Linked DNA regions of Mus musculus: region 2 is linked to region 1. The links are chromatin loops, found by intact Hi-C in ENCODE. Cell type or tissue: left cerebral cortex. All regions are shown on one strand.

The links. Hi-C counts contacts between places; a loop is a spot of excess contacts. Peaks named below come from ENCODE experiments on the same cell type or tissue, not always from the same donor. Only the 100,000 strongest peaks of a DNase experiment are listed, where the experiment ranks them.
Region 2: it touches region 1 in a loop (10-fold over the local background); 3 of 42 quality-filtered maps call a loop at or near these places.

The regions. Positions count from the first base shown.
Region 1 is chr12:46,036,141-46,044,140 of GRCm38, forward strand. The region is part of intron 2 of Gm33811 (a long non-coding RNA gene); the gene reads left to right. Among named protein-coding and RNA genes, the nearest start is that of Gm24948, 56 kb to the left of the region's middle. In left cerebral cortex, no CTCF peak of the experiment used is centred here; DNase peaks (open chromatin) are centred at 4,309 and 4,671; H3K27ac peaks cover 1,281 bases.
Region 2 is chr12:45,927,981-45,935,980 of GRCm38, forward strand. No RefSeq gene overlaps it. Among named protein-coding and RNA genes, the nearest start is that of Gm33811, 39 kb to the right of the region's middle. In left cerebral cortex, a CTCF peak has its summit at 1,962 (motif pointing right); DNase peaks (open chromatin) are centred at 1,654, 1,987, 2,794, 4,356 and 3 more places; H3K27ac peaks cover 2,589 bases.

The DNA.
Region 1 (8,000 bases):
ATTTCAAGCCTTTAAAGATTTTTTTCACAAAAATATTCAAGAACATTTGTAAACTGTGAGGAAATATGACAGTCTTCAAGCATATAAACTGTAAAAAGTCCTTAAATGCACAAAAGCACTTCAGCAACAGATAATGTTAACATCCCCTATATTTTAATTTTATAAAACTTCCACATCATTAGAAAATAAACTTTATAAATTGAAGTAATCTGCATATGTATAATATTATCCTTCAGGTTTGAAGTCAGTGGTTAATAGTTTCGTTTATCCACAGAACTTTCAACATCCAAATTATATGAAGAATTTTTATAGCAATTCAAGTTCTAATTTTTATTATGGGATTTATCTATATATTTGTTATTATTAATCTGTAAAAATATTTTTCTGTGCTATAAAATAGGTCTCTCCCAAAGTGATTGTGACAACTGTGATAGTCCTTCAATGATCTAGTGTTAGCTCAGTTGTTCACTCACCAAGAATCCTTACTGTAGAAGATGGGAAGTAGGGGTGAGTTGGTTTATAGCACTACTATGCCTCTGGCTTCAACTTCTTTTCTTCTCCTGTAGCTATTGTAAGTACAATGCTTATTGAGTTATCACATGTCAACCATTGTGCAGAGTTGCAAATGCTTTAATTCCTTTAATCCTCATGATAGCCCTAGGAAAATAGTCTCAATTATCGTTAGTTTATAGATATGGAAATTGTGGCTTAGTGAGCTATGCAGCTTGCCAAGAAATTACACCAATAGAGTGTTGAACAGGGCAAAGAGCCTTCTGACTTTAATCGTCCACACTTATGTAAGACTACTGTTGACAAACCTGATACTAGCTGAGTGAATTCAATCCACTTCTATTATGACTTCTCCAGACTGAATAAAACACACACACACACACACACACACACACACACACACACACACACACGTTGATACCTTGAAACTTTCAGTGTGATCCAAAGACCACTCTTTAAGAATTCAAATTACTGAAATACTGAGGTGGTATAACGATGCACATGTCTGGATATCTATACTGAAAGATAAAAATGAAATTCCAGAGTCCTAGCTTTGACTATGATAGTTACCATGTTAGAAATGCTATGTATGTAGTTATTTCAAAATTATTTCATTCTTTTTTGACACAGTTTATTTATTTATTTTTTTGCCCTATTAAATACACATTTGGCTTATGTGAAAGTTGAATTTTATATGTTGGTCTGGAGGATATTTTGGAATGAGATTGACATCTAAGTCATTGGATTTAGAGTAAAACAGACTGCTATTCATACTCTCAGTGGGACTTTTCCATACATCTTTATGCCTAGATAGAACCAGTTTTCCTTATATATAGGCTGTAGGCTTCACCTATTGTAGAAGCTTTCCTGGGTCTCCTGAATGATGCTCATAATACAGATTCTGGGGTTTCCATATGCTTTAGTTATAGAAACATATTCCTTGTAGAAAATATATTTATACATGTGACTTTTCTGTTTCTCTGTAAAATCACGATCAAAACAATCTCTCTGTTGACTGATTCACATTTCCAAAATGCCTGCCCTCGTTTAAGAATTCCAAATCCCTGCTACTTCTTTCTAAATATTAATGTCTGAGTTCTCAGCTTACTCTGGTCTTTTGTACTTGGCAGAATGTACAGTTGAATAATTATAGCCATTGTCTCTGGGATAATTCAGTTTTCGTGTGACCAGCAGAGTGCCGTTACACAAGCCAAGGCAACCACAGTTATTGGGAGATACAGTCTTGTAGCACCTCTTCCTTAAATATCGTCCGTTATTGATTTAAACATTATTGTATGGAGGATGGTTGTATTTAGACATGTTGTTTTTCTAATTCTCGTGCTGCGAAATTCACTCTTTACTGTTTATTTACTCTGCTGTGGAAATTTAACTTTCGAGTAGAGACAAGATAATAGAATTGTGAAAAGGAATTTTGAAATCAGATCTTCATTCCCATCTATGTTCTATGGCCTGGGACAAATTGGTTGAACCCCTTCACCCTTAGTGGTACGTTCTTTTCTAAAATTTCCCTTTGTGATCCACATATTTGCTCAGTATGAAACTATATATACAACAAACACAAAATCTAAATCCAAGAGGTTTTAACAATGGCCGTGGATTTTCTTTCATTTTCAGTACCATAGAAATCAAGTGAACTTTGATTTTACACTTCTGAGACATTGAATTTGCTGTTGTGTCTGGCTCTTGGAGACCATAGCCACATTGTCTTCTCAAAAGCTGACTTTCCTGAGGGCTGTTATTTATTTATTTATTTATTTTTTGTTTAGATGTGGCAACCCTCACTCCATAAACAACTGAATTAGTTCACATTAACCATCATCTACAGCAAAAGTACACAAAACATAAAGAAATCACCTAAAATAACGTGTCTGAAGCAGCTGCTAAATTAAGTAATGTATTTGTTTTATTGCACATTTGCATAATAGGGCAAACTAGAAATTCTCTGTACCAGATGTGCTGGTGGCAGGGAGCTCTGATTACTGGCTTCTGTTATTAATCACTGCACAAACCTTAAATGATTTGTTTCCACAGTTTGATCAATTTACATCTCACAATGAACATTTATGCACACAATGCGGAGACAAAGCAGCTGTTTGCACCTTTCACAACGCCTTGGTATATTTATGGAAATTGAAGGGAGTGCTGTTAACCAAGGCACAGAGGAGTTTGGCCAAAGGCTTGATGACTTTTAGGAAGATCCCAATTTCCCTCATCAAAGTAGTTAATAAATAGAAAACATTTACCATTCCCAGAACAATTATGTTCTGACCTCTCTTGTTTTGGTTATCTTCTGAAAAACAAATGAAAGTTACAGTGTATGAAATTCACCTTTGCACCATGGATAGCCTTCCTTAAACAAATTACTGCCAGATTTTGAAGAGCTAGAGCATGTCTTGGTCTCACTAAAGAGGTGCTAGTGGTGGATACTTAGACAGCCATCCTCCCTTTTGATTTTACACTTGACATTTCATAACACTTTATCTATGATTTTCATCAGCATTTTAAACAGGTATAATACATCTAAAGATGGCATGGCTGATGAAAAAAGTAAAAGCACATGCAATATAAATATTGTTTCATTAATTTCCAATTAAACATGATAAATGCATTGACTCCACACATAAACATTTCTCCAATAAGTCATAACACTAGATACGTGATTTTTTTCTTCAATTGTGAGCATTGTAGTTATTTTGTATGCTAAGAAGTAATAAAGCCTTTAAAATAAAGTTATCATTTATTTTATCCTATCGATTCCAGGAACTTATTTGCATTGTGAGGATTACCTGATATAATTTCTTACTGAGATGACTTACCATTTGAGTACTAATGTTATTGTTAAATTTTATACATATATATATACATATACACTGTACTTGATTAATTCTGATGTTTTCTGAACGCACAGTAACTGATTAACAGAAAAGAAAAGGCATTGTGAATTATTATTATTTCTCAGATTATACATTTTTGCCTGTATTTGGCCTTGTATTTCTTCATTGTTGAAAGAGAAGAAAAGAAAGCAGAATCATTTTAAATTACTTTCATGATTTTCTAAAACAGGATAAAATTTCAGATAGAGGCTTTTGTTTTTAATACCTTGGAAAAATTAAAATGTGTATATTTTTCTCAGTCACTGAAAGACTGTTGCAGTTGCAAGCCTGCCTTTCCACAGCTCATCCTGGGAGCTAATGAAGCGCTACATATTGGTTTCAAATTCAAAGCATATGTAGTCACTGGGGCATTTTTTCTTTATATAGCACTATTTCAAAAGGAGCCCCAAATGTGGTCATCTTAGAAAATGTAATTTGGTTCAGCACTAAAGAACTTTTTTCTCAGACAACAAAAACCTTCACCTTTGAGTTGCCTATGAGAACATAAAATAGCTGTGAAGTTCCTTCAACTGTGTGTGAAAAATGTCCAGGAGCTGATGAAAATATATTAAAGGACTGATATGTCACGGCCATGAAGGGCATTGGACAAATTTGGATAAATGTGTCCAGATTTCACAGAAGCTGAGCCAGAAGTCCGTTAGGGGAAGATGTAAGAAGATGCTGAGGAGGATATCACAACTGAGACAACAAACTTAACTACATTACACATCAAAAGCCATCTTCAAAGTCATTAATGCTATTGCTGGGACTGCCTGCAAAAGAGCCAGATGTCACTCAGCCACAACTTGGAATCTGATGGTTGCCATTTATAAAAGTGAATCAAGTGAGGACTATATTATGTTGGGGCTGAATGAAACTCTTCCTCCTGACTCCCATTCAGTCCTACCCACACACAGAACAAAACCTCAGACGGATATGCCCTTGAGACTCCTAAGAGCTTATGTATTTTATTAGCCAAGGAAACACTGACCTTACAAGTTTGTTTGGTTTGTTTTTAGCATATTGGGCATTTGTTAAAATCTTTAAGAATGACAGACTTGTCCCTGAACTTTCTAAATTCATATGCTCCAAGAAAAGAAAGATTCAGAGATGTAAACAGATAAGGTACAAGCAGACCCTTCCAGTGCTATGTGAGGGGTATAAGTTTAGAAAAGGCATGTGGGAGTGCAAAGAAGAGCTAGGCTTCCCTTTGGAGACTGGAGACAGGCCACACAGAGGAGGAGATATTAAAGCAGCAAGCATTTGGCATGTGGGTGAAGAAGTAAGGGAGTGGGCACCTCCACAGAAGGAATCTCATGGTGAGAAATGATTATATAATCTCCCATGAAAAGGTCTGTTGTAATGCAGGAATGGTGGAGATGTTTTCCATGGTGAGAGTCTAAAGCTGCAGGCATTCCAGGGACAGATAGAGCTGAGCAAAGATGAAGACAAAGCCTGTTGAACCTTTCATTCTATGCTTTTGAAAAACAGTTAGATTTAAAAGTTATAAAGCCAGGGCAGTAGTCTTGAAACCATGCCACCTTTAACACCATTAACACTTGCCAAATTCAAATTCAAATTCAAACACACACACACACACACACACACACACACACACACACACATTTCTTACTATACTCCTGTGACAAAATCTACCATTTTATAAATGATGAAAAAGAGATTTACAGGTGATACATATCAGGCCCCAGTTCACCCAGTAGGTAGCAAATGGGGTCTTATCATTTTGCCTAGCCTGGCATCTAGCAAGTACCTGGGATTGTCTTGTTTCTAACTCCATAGTGCTGTGACTAGAGGTTATGCTATGTGGTTCTAATTTTTGTAGGGCAAGCATTTTATTCACTGAGCCATTTCCCAGCCCCCAATTGATAAAAACATAATAAGATGATGAGTGTGAATCAACAACTCTTATCCAACATATCTATTGAGATAAGGAAAAACATTCTCTGAATGTTAAAATTGTGACATTTGAAAATGTGTCATTGAGCTTCCATCAACAGGTAGAATTTGCAGAGTTAGAAAGGACAGAACAGCAATAAGCAAAAGGTGTGGGTAAGAGAGCACTTTGTCTAGTCATCAGGATCAATTCTAACATGTAGTGTGTGTGTGTGTGTGTGTGTGTGTGTGTGTGTGTGTGTGAGAAGCCTCCATAGGTATCGTCAGGGAGAAAGAAAAGGAATCATGTGGTCTCAAGATGCATTGATTTCCCAGGGACCTTTTCTCAGCTGGCTAATACCAGTGTAGTTTACAACCACAGGGTTGCTCTGTTAGTCCCTAGAAACCTAAAGCCTTTCAAAACATCCAGGACTCTTCCTTTAACTGTGCCCCAAGGGAGACAACCTAAGGGAGAGGTAAGAGAAACCACATGCACTGGCTTCCACTCTAAGGATATTTTCTAGCACGAGAATAGGCTGAGACTGTAAAAGCTGCTGGACAGACTCAAAGATAGCCAGGCCTCTGCTCTATAAACCCATGTGTGGCAGTCTCTACATGGTCCATCTTTTTATCTCAGCTCCAAACTTTGTCTCTGTACCTCCTTTCAAGGGTGTTTTGTTCCCACTTCTAAGGAGGGGTATAGTGTCCACACTTCAGTCTTCATTTTTCTTGAGTTTCATGTGTTTAGGAAATTGTATCTTATATCTTGGATATCCTATGTTTTGGGCAAATATCCACTTATCAGTGAGTACATATTGTGTGAGTTCCTTTGTGAATGTGTTACCTCACTCAGGATGATGCCCTCCAGGTCCATCCATTTGGCTAGGAATTTCATAAATTCATTCTTTTTAATAGCTGAGTAGTACTCCATTGTGTAGATGTACCACATTTTCTGTATCCATTCCTCTGTTGAGGGGCATCTGGGTTCTTTCCAGCTTCTGGCTATTATAAATAAGGTTGCTATGAACATAGTGGAGCATGTGTCCTTCTTACCAGTTGGGGCATCTTCTGGATGTATGCCCAGGAGAGGTATTGCTGGATCCTTCGGTAGTACTATGTCCAATTTTCTGAGGAACTGCCAGACTGATTTCCAGAGTGGTTGTACAAGCCTGCAATCCCACCAACAATGGAGGAGTGTTCCTCTTTCTCCACATCCACGCCAGCATCTGCTGTCACCAGAATTTTTTATCTTAGCCATTCTGACTGGTGTGAGGTGGAATCTCAGGGTTGTTTTGATTTGCATTTCCCTGATGATTAAGGATGTTGAACATTTTTTCAGGTGCTTCTCTGCCATTCAGTATTTCTCAGGTGAGAATTCTTTGTTCAGTTCTGAGCCCCATTTTAAAATGGGGTTATTTGATTTTCTGAAGTCCACCTTCTTGAGTTCTTTATATATGTTGGATATTAGTCCCCTATCTGATTTAGGATAGGTAAAGATCCTTTCCCAATCTGTTGGTGGTCTTTTTGTCTTATTGACGGTGTCTTTTGCCTTGCAGAAACTTTGGAGTTTCATTAGGTCCCATTTGTCAATTCTAGATCTTACATCACAAGCCATTGCTGTTCTGTTCAGGAATATTTTCCCTGTGCCCATATCTTCAAGGCTTTTCCCCACTTTCTCCTCTATAAGTTTCAGTGTCTCTGGTTTTATGTGAAGTTCCTTGATCCACCTAGATTTGACCTTAGTACAAGGAGATAGAAATGGATCAATTCGCATTCTTCTACGTGATAACCACCAGTTGTGCCAGCACCATTTGTTGAAAATTCGGTCTTTTTTCCACTGAATGGTTTCAGCTCCCTTGTCAAAGATCAAGTGACCATAGGTGTGGGTTCATTCTGGGTCTTCAATTCTATTCCATTGGTCTACTTGTCTGTCGCTATACCAGTACCATGCAGTTTTTATCACAATTGTTCTGTAGTAAAGCTTTAGATCAAGCATGGTGATTCCACCAGAGGTTCTTTTATCCTTGAGAAGAGTTTTTGCTATCCTAGGTTTTTTGTTATTCCAGATGAATTTGCAGATTGCTCTTTCTAATTTGTTGAAGAATTGAGTTGGAATTTTGATGGGGATTGCATTGAATCTGTAGATTGCTTTTGGCAAGATAGCCATTTTTACTATATATTGATCCTGCCAATCCATGAGCATGGGAGATCTTTCCATCTTCTGAGATCTTCTTTAATTTCTTTCTTCAGAGACTTGAAGTTCTTATCATAGAGATCTTTTACTTCCTTAGAGTCATGCCAAGGTATTTTATATTATTTGTGACTATTGAGAAGGGTGTTGTTTCCCTAATTTCTTTCTCAGCCGGTTTATTCTTTGTGTAGAGAAAGGCCATTGACTTGTTTGAGTTACTTTTACATCCAGCTACTTCATTGAAGCTGTTTATCAGGTTTAGGAGTTCTCTGGTGGAATTTTTAGGGTCAATTATATATATACTATCATATCATCTGCAAAAAGTGATATTTTGACTTCTTCTTTTCAAATTTGTATCCCCTTGATCTTCTTTTGTTGTCGAATTGCTCTGGCTAGGACTTCAAGTACAATGTTGAATAGGTAGGGAGAAAGTGGGCAGCCTTGTCTAGTCCCTGATTTTAGTGGAATTGCTTCCAGCTTCTCACCATTTACTTTGATGTTGGCTCCAGGTT
Region 2 (8,000 bases), 110 kb before region 1:
TCTACATAGACTTACTGTCTAGAGAAAATAGAATCTGTGTGAAAGGTATTTTTATTTGTGGTATGTCTACTGCTGATCAAGCAGATGCAAACAGAAGAATACTGTATAATACAACTGTGAATCCTGCTTTTTATCAAAGGTTTATTTTGATTTTATTAAGCTCAATTGTAATGAGGGACATGACAGACATGAAAAGTTCTGAGTATTTTGCAGAACTTAGAGATAAGATGAGCTGACTATTCAAATTCTTATCAAAGAATCAAACTGATTATTATCATATTCTTGTTAGATTTACCAGTTTCTTTAAATTCTCCTCCATGGTCACATCTTGCTTCTCATCCTGCTCCAAACTTGGAGAAAATAAAAGAGAAAGTTAAAATAAAACTTTTAGAGCTGTGTACCTCTGTGTGTGCGTGTGTGTGTGTGTGTGTGTGTGTGTGTGTGTGTGTGTGTGTGTGAGAGAGAGAGAGAGAGAGAGAGAGAGAGAGAGAGCATGAATTAAAACATTAAGACTATTTCTCTGCTAGTTTCAGGATGAAACCCAAGCTGATGTCACCCAAGGTGTTCTTGTTGCATAGGAATTTGTTGTTGTTGTTTGTGTATTCGGATGGTCTCAGTTATTACATCTTATTTTATTAGAATTATATAACAAAGGAATACTTAGTTGTATACATTCTGTACATTCCTAAGGACATTCTTGACTTTCTTGGATTTGCCTCAGCAAACCAGATCTCTACTTAAGAATGCTCTCTTCCTTCATCAATGTCATCACATGGCTATCATTTCCATTATCATGACTACCACAATTATCAGGATATTTAATAATTGTACATTTAATGAGTCACATTAGGCAAGGGAAACATGCAAAGCCTCTACCTCATTAGCCAGGGTAAGTTATCGGGTTTAATAAACAAACTGAGGAAAGCTGTCATCTGTTTCTGTTCCCATTACCTCTGACTGTAGGATTCAGAAAGAGCTAAGCTCCTTATCAAAGGGAGCCCCGAGAATCTCGATCCTGGTTAGAACAAAGCCATAGCTAGCTAACTAGAGATTGTCTTTCTTTTCAGAAACATTCCTTATTTCCAGAAACTGTCTTGGTAATAAGCAATAGTGAGTTGCTTTCCTGAGGCAGTAGTTGAAGGGATTACATGCATATCTGTAACATGGCTGTTTCTTGTACAGCACTGTCCAGTGAGAGACGTAGCCTTAGTCATGTTTTTAATGCTGAAACAAGCTCAAAGGGCGTTAATATGGCTGCCAAAAACCTACGTTCTTCTTAGGCAGTATACTATACAAAATACTCTTCGGAATACTGTAGAGACACAATTAAAAAAAAAAAAAAGCCTGAAGGGTAGATGGCTTTAATTTTAATTTCTTCTGAATCAAATAGCATTCAAAATCCCTAATGTACATATTAGCCTATAAACCGGGAATAATTATGAACCTTCTCCAGTCACCACTGTATTTGTCCAGACTGCTTGCAAGAAACAGTCATGGGAGACAGTGCAGTGTCGAGAACATTTTGTCCTGCATTAAGCCTGCTTCCCTCAGAGACTGCGTGGCAGCTGACTGGTACCCTGGTTCTTCAGGCAGGTGAGCCAATTAGCACATCTCCTAGTCTGGAACTGCACTTGCTGTGGATGTGATCTGCATACCAATTCTGCAGGGCTTTGACCTTCTGGGTAGAAAAAAGAAATCAAGAATCCCATATGGGAGTTAACACTGGCCTAGATTTTTTCCTATCCTCTCTCCTGTTTTGTTTTGTTTTGTTTTTTTCCCCGTATATACAATCTAGCTACATTTTTGGATTCACTTTGAGACTAGAAAACAGTTCTAGTTCACGTGGGAATTCAAATCAGTGGGAAGGGAAGAAATTATTTCTAAAACCAAGTCTTTTACTTTCCTCTGGTGATGTAGAAAATGGAATGGAGGTAACTTCTTGTACCAGTGTCTCCTGTGGCCCACATGGGGGCAGTACTAGGTAGTTAAAAACCTCAGGCAGCTTTCAGAACAAGTAGAATCTGGCAGGAGACAAACTTTAAATGCACAGAACAGACAGGGTTGTTTTTCATAAGCATAAGTTCCCTAAAGCGGATCATTAAAGAGCCCTAAGTGGTCTTGCTGAAGAAATGAGGAAGGAAAGATGACCACTGAATCTCCAGCTACTGGTATAGTTCCTTATCAGGAGACATTGAGGGAAAAGTTTTCATCGATTACTACAGGTAAAACTACTTATTTTCACACAGACAATGTGGAATAGCTAGACAGTTTTCATTAAATTATCAAATTATATTGCAAGACCTTTAAGGGACAGTGGCACTATACCCCAGGTAGAGGCTTGCACACTCTTCAGGACGTGATGAACAGTTTCACATAAGGTCTTTTAAGTGAGAGATGTAAAGAGTACATTCATGGCCAATAGAACTGTACTGGTATATGAAATTAATGCACGCCATTAGTGACTTAATATTATTGAATATGTTTCTCCTTTAGATCATGTGTAAACATTAACCTCAGACTACACAGGACTTATGGTATAATTGTGAATTCATAAGATATGAGGAGGTTTCAGTATTGAAGGAGAAAGTCATTTCTATCTAGATAAATCATCTGGTTGTGTCTATATACATCACACATGAAATGCTGTGATGGTATTTTAAGATCCATTTTCAGTGTCTGTGGCAGAGAAAGACATAGTCACAAACACTTTGGTTTCACTATCCAAGGGGAGACAACGTTGCCTATTCCTTTAGATGGAGTGATACCACCCCCACCTTCAGGAAACTGATTTAAAATCAACTAAAGAAACTGTGTCTGATCATGTCAAGTCATATGCAAGCTGAAGCAAATGCCTCTTCATTATTGTCTTGGGGACAGCATAGCCATGCATACTAAATGGAGTCTCACCACATAGTCACAAGGCTCTCTTGGCAATAATGAGTACTACATAGGACAGATGAATACCTGCCCCCCCCCCCAACACCATCAGCACCCTTTATATCCTTCTTCTGTATTCTTTCTCCTCTCTCTGTCTCTGGTCTTTGGAATAAAATTAAACACTCATTCCTTTCTGATTCCTTCTTAACATTACTCCCATTCTGTGGATTCATGTACCAGAAGATTCAGTTGGACACAGAGAAGCTGTTTATCCTAGAGAGGCTCATTTGGTGCTCAAATGACTACAGCTTCTGGGACAGAGCAACAAGATTATTAGAGGGAAAAAATTGGTATTTGTTTCTACATTCATTTGTTTTTCAATATCTCATTAATACAATGGTCTTTTCTTCCATTCCATGGCTGATTAGAAAAAGGTGTTTAATAAACACTACGTTTTGCTTTCCCTTAAACGGCAACTTGAACTGCCATGATGGGAACAGCCTCAGTATCTGCAGAATGTTATTGAATATGCAAGACATCATGTGCTTTCCTCAGTCTGTGGTGTGACCAATAAAACTGCTTTTACTCAATTTTCTCTTTTCAATTAGAAAAATCCTTAAAATGGCCATGAATTTGAACTTTATCATTTCATCACCTTAGAGTCATCTGCCAAATCTGTAAGAAGCAAAGTTCATGCAAAAAATTAGAGTACCTTCCTCCAAACTTTATAGACGTTAATGGAAGAGCTCCATTTAATACTTAAGCAAATTTATACAATTGCTTTCTCTGTGTGGCTACACTAATGAGCATATAAGAAAGTTAATTGCATAGATGTTGCAGAAGTAAACAGCAGATTAATCTTTTTAAATAACATATATTTTGCTTGCTGGATTTTAACTTTTTTGCTCCTCTAAAATGCTAAGTGGGACCTGTGATGCAGTATATATGTTTCCCTATTACTTTTAGGGCAAAGAAAGATGACAAAGTAAGCTTAAGCATTCCGTATTCACTTATCAGGTCCCATGGGACACACACATAAAAGCATATCTTCCCTTTGCTTCCTGCTCTGTCCCACAAACCTCCCACCTCCTCCAATACCACTTACATCCACGACTTACAACTTGATCATTAGCAAGAGAGAGGAATGAATAAGAGGAGAAAGAAAAAGTAATTAATTCACTGAAGTGCAGCTGCAAATGAATTTTTGAAATAAATTATTAATTTCCTCTTTAATATTTCTACATTGATGCTGCTCTGTATCTGGGGACGGGAAGTGAGAGTTGCTCTGCTGCCCAACAGCAAGGCCCTGGGAAGACTGCAGTGCCTCCCTGTGAGTAGAGTGCGCCATGTAAATGTAAGGGTTCTGTAGTTCATCTGCAGTGTGCTTTCACCCTCAGCTCTCCAATACCCGGGCTTTAAGGTTTGAGATGGCTAAGGAGGCATGCTGGGTGGAGGTGGTTGCAATAAATGCCTTACTTTACATGTCTTCTTCTGGTGTTAGTTTCCTAAAAAACTGCCTAAATACCAAGTGTTTCCTAAAAATACTAAAATACCAAGACAAAGGCTGAACACATGTTATGATTCTGGAGAAAAAGATAGCATCGCAAATTTAAAATCATTCTGTTATGTAGGAGGGAGAAAAAAAATGAATTGTGTAGGTGATGCTAGGTTACCTAAAACTGCATCTTCACAACATGGAAAAGGAACATGAATCTTTTGTGTCTTCAAACCTAACCTGAGCAGAGATTGGGGAACGCCGTGAGGATTGCAGCAGGGCTCTGCCTTGCCCCCTCCTCTTTGAGGTTCCAATCTTCAGTCAACTTTAAGCCCAGATTACAGAGCACTTTCCTTATCAGTCCCTCAAACACTATCAGGAAATCTGCTTGTCTTGACCTCTCTGGCTTATGGGTGGGTGGCAAATCTTAAGCATCACATGGAAAAGATGTTTTTTTAACAGGAGAAAAAGCACTGGTGCTGTTTCTGTGCTCAGAGATGCTGGCTCCAAATGGTTTGAGGAATGATTGTTTCTACTTAAAGTGATTGATACATCTATACCTACTTGGAGAGAATTTCATTACCTATTCCTTCTGCTAGGACAAGCTGACTAGAGTCTCAGAAGACAAGGGGGAACATATTTGAGTAACAGAGTGCCATTCTCTTTTATAAAAGAGGGAAGAAAAACCAACACATTTGTAAGAACCTTAGTGAGTAAAGATTCTGAACAGGTGAACAAAGTGTTAATAGAGAAAAATACACAATATATAACATAATTGGGCTTTTAGCCTTTTGTTCCATGATTAAGATATTTCTACTGGCTCACTTACATGAGCATTTCTTTTTAAATTACCCACAATTTTTAAACACGGGGCAAAATGAGAACCGTAAAGGCTACCTAACAGAATTCAATTCGTTCCACACTACTACTTAGGAATTAATGTTTTCATTGTGTGTGGCATTTGAAAACTCAGAAGCTCATTACTACTATCTTGCAGATGATTTTGGAAGAGAAAATTAAAAAATTTAATCTCTAATTTGGGGTCAAACATAAGAGAAAACAACTTAATGAGCTCCTTAAAATGTAATGTTCTTTTACAAAACAAGAAATCCTTGTAAAACCTGCAAGTCTGTCTCTTCTCAAATATTTTCTCAAATGCTTCTGGATGCTTCCTAAAGCTATTATTTCCAGCAGAGTCACAGAAACATTCAGCTATGTAGGCGGGCCCAGTAAATTTAGCATCTAAGCCACATTCTGACATGTTAAGAATAGGCGTCCATAAATCTCTCCTAGCTTCTCCTGAGGAGATTAAATCTTTCTTTTCAAGAATTTGCTAAGTTTCAGGAATTGGTACAATATAATAAATGACTTGTAGACATGGCTGAGAAAAGAGTGGAAGATAATGGGATCCTCTTGTATAAGAACCAGATAAGGAGTTGAAAGGAAATTCTGGGTATTACACATGAGGCAACCTAATCTGCCTGTAGCATCACTCGGAGTCATAAATAGGGGAATGTGGACCATTGTTAAGAAGCCCTCATGTTGCACAGAGTCATTTTACTTTGATGGCAAATCTCTTTAGAACATAGCTGCCACAAATAAGATTCCATAAACTCTCAATTACATTGAATTTTATTTGTTGTTAAATTAGTCAAACCTGGTACTCTGACCATTTATTTTCCCCAATCTACTTCAAAATGCAGGTGTCTCAGATTTTCAGGATTTCTTTAATTCCTTAACCTCCCTCTCAGTAGAAAGGGTTCAGTGTATTGAGTAATATATTGAAGAGGGTTAAGCTCCTTATGAACAGGGGAAGCTTATATTTCTACTAAAAACAAATAAGGAATTTATTGAAAAGCTACTATATTGGTAAGAGGAACAATATGCAGTAGACTCTGTAGAAGTGGGATCTGGAGTTGTTTCAAAACAAACCAAGTTAAAGGATTTTCTCATTAGAGTGCTAGAGGGGGTGGATTCCTCAGTGCCAAACACTTTTTGCCGATGCATCATACCTCTTGATGCTTCTAAATGCCAAGAATGTAATTCAAATTGACTGAACATGGGACATTAGCTTACTCATTGGTTACTCTGTCCAGACAGAATCATGAATGAGTAGTTCCTTAAAGCAACAATTATATTCTTAGACCCAAACAAGGTAGAATTGATCAATAACAAACACACAAAGGAGGAAAGAAAAGAGAGAGGGACGGAGAAGGAAGAAAAAAGGAGAGGAGGAGAAAAGAAAAGAAGATAAAGAAGATATAAGAAAAGAAACAAAATCAGCAGGAGGACCCAAGATAGCATGCTGCACATCTTTGATCACCCTGAGTCCAAAAGCTGATAACTCTTATCAGTATTTGCCCATCTCCCCTGTCTTACCTTTCTTCAAATAGGTAAAGATGCCATGATAACTTGCAGACATATAACTCATTCCATTTGATAAATTGGGTGGAGGGGAAAGTCTGAGAAAGACTAAGGGTGTTTTGCAAGTACATACTAGCCCTCTTAATGTCTTCCCTAGTCAGATCTATGTTGAGAGGGCTTTTTTGTCCACGGAAGGAGCTTAAGACCACATTTAAATCTGTTTCTTGTATCTCTGATCACCTATCTTCTCATCTACCTTGCAACAGTCAAGTCTTGCTGTTTTAAGAGCCCTCTGTTACCAAGATGTCTTTTTAGCTGTGAACTATTGGCACTATCTTTGCTAAAAGTTCCCCAAAGTGTGGTTATGTTGTGACCCTCAGTATCTACAGTTTCAAGATTACTTTCTCAGGATATCACTTTAGACAATAAATGCTTTTGTTCCTCCAGAGCAACCTTTGAGCCAATCCTGACTCATAAAAAAGGATATACAACCTGAAGAATTAGTTTCTTCAAAAATGTATTTTCAAAAATATATACTGAAGTCTCACTATTATCTGAACTCCATATCTGTATAACTATAGTAACTAATATATGCTTAATCTAAAAATGTATGAAGAAGAAAAGTAGTGGTTGTATAAATCTTAACTCATGTCTCTCTATGAACACTTATTAGAAATATTAAGGAAATATTAGTGGTTCTCCCATCTGTTATTCTAGAGTTATGGTTAATGTTATCATATCTTTATTTTAAGTGGTTAACAGGAGTAAAACAATGTGAGATGTTAGGAATTTTTAAAAAAATTATTAAATCTTTTTTTTTTTACACTCCATATTTTATTCCTCTCCTGGTCTTCCCTCTGACAGTTCCACATCGCATACCTTCTCCCACCCGCAGTCTCCAAGAGGATGTTCCCAGCCCCCACTCCTCACCCCACCAGATCTCCCCACCTCCTAGAGCCTCCATTTTATTGAGAGTTAGGTGCATCATCTCTGATTGAACCCATACGTGGCAGTCCTCTGCTCTATGTGTTAGGAGGTCTCATATTAGCTGGTATATGCTGCCTGGTTGGTGGTCCAGTGTCTGAGAAATCTTGAGGTTCCAGGTTAATTGAGACTGCTGGTCCTCCTACAGGGTCTCCCTTCTCCTCAGCTTCTTTTAGCTTCTTCCTAATTCAACCACAGGGTCATCAGCTTCTGCACATTGTTTTGGTGTAAATATCTTCATCTGATTCTCTCAACTGGTTGTTGGGTCTTTCAGAAGGCA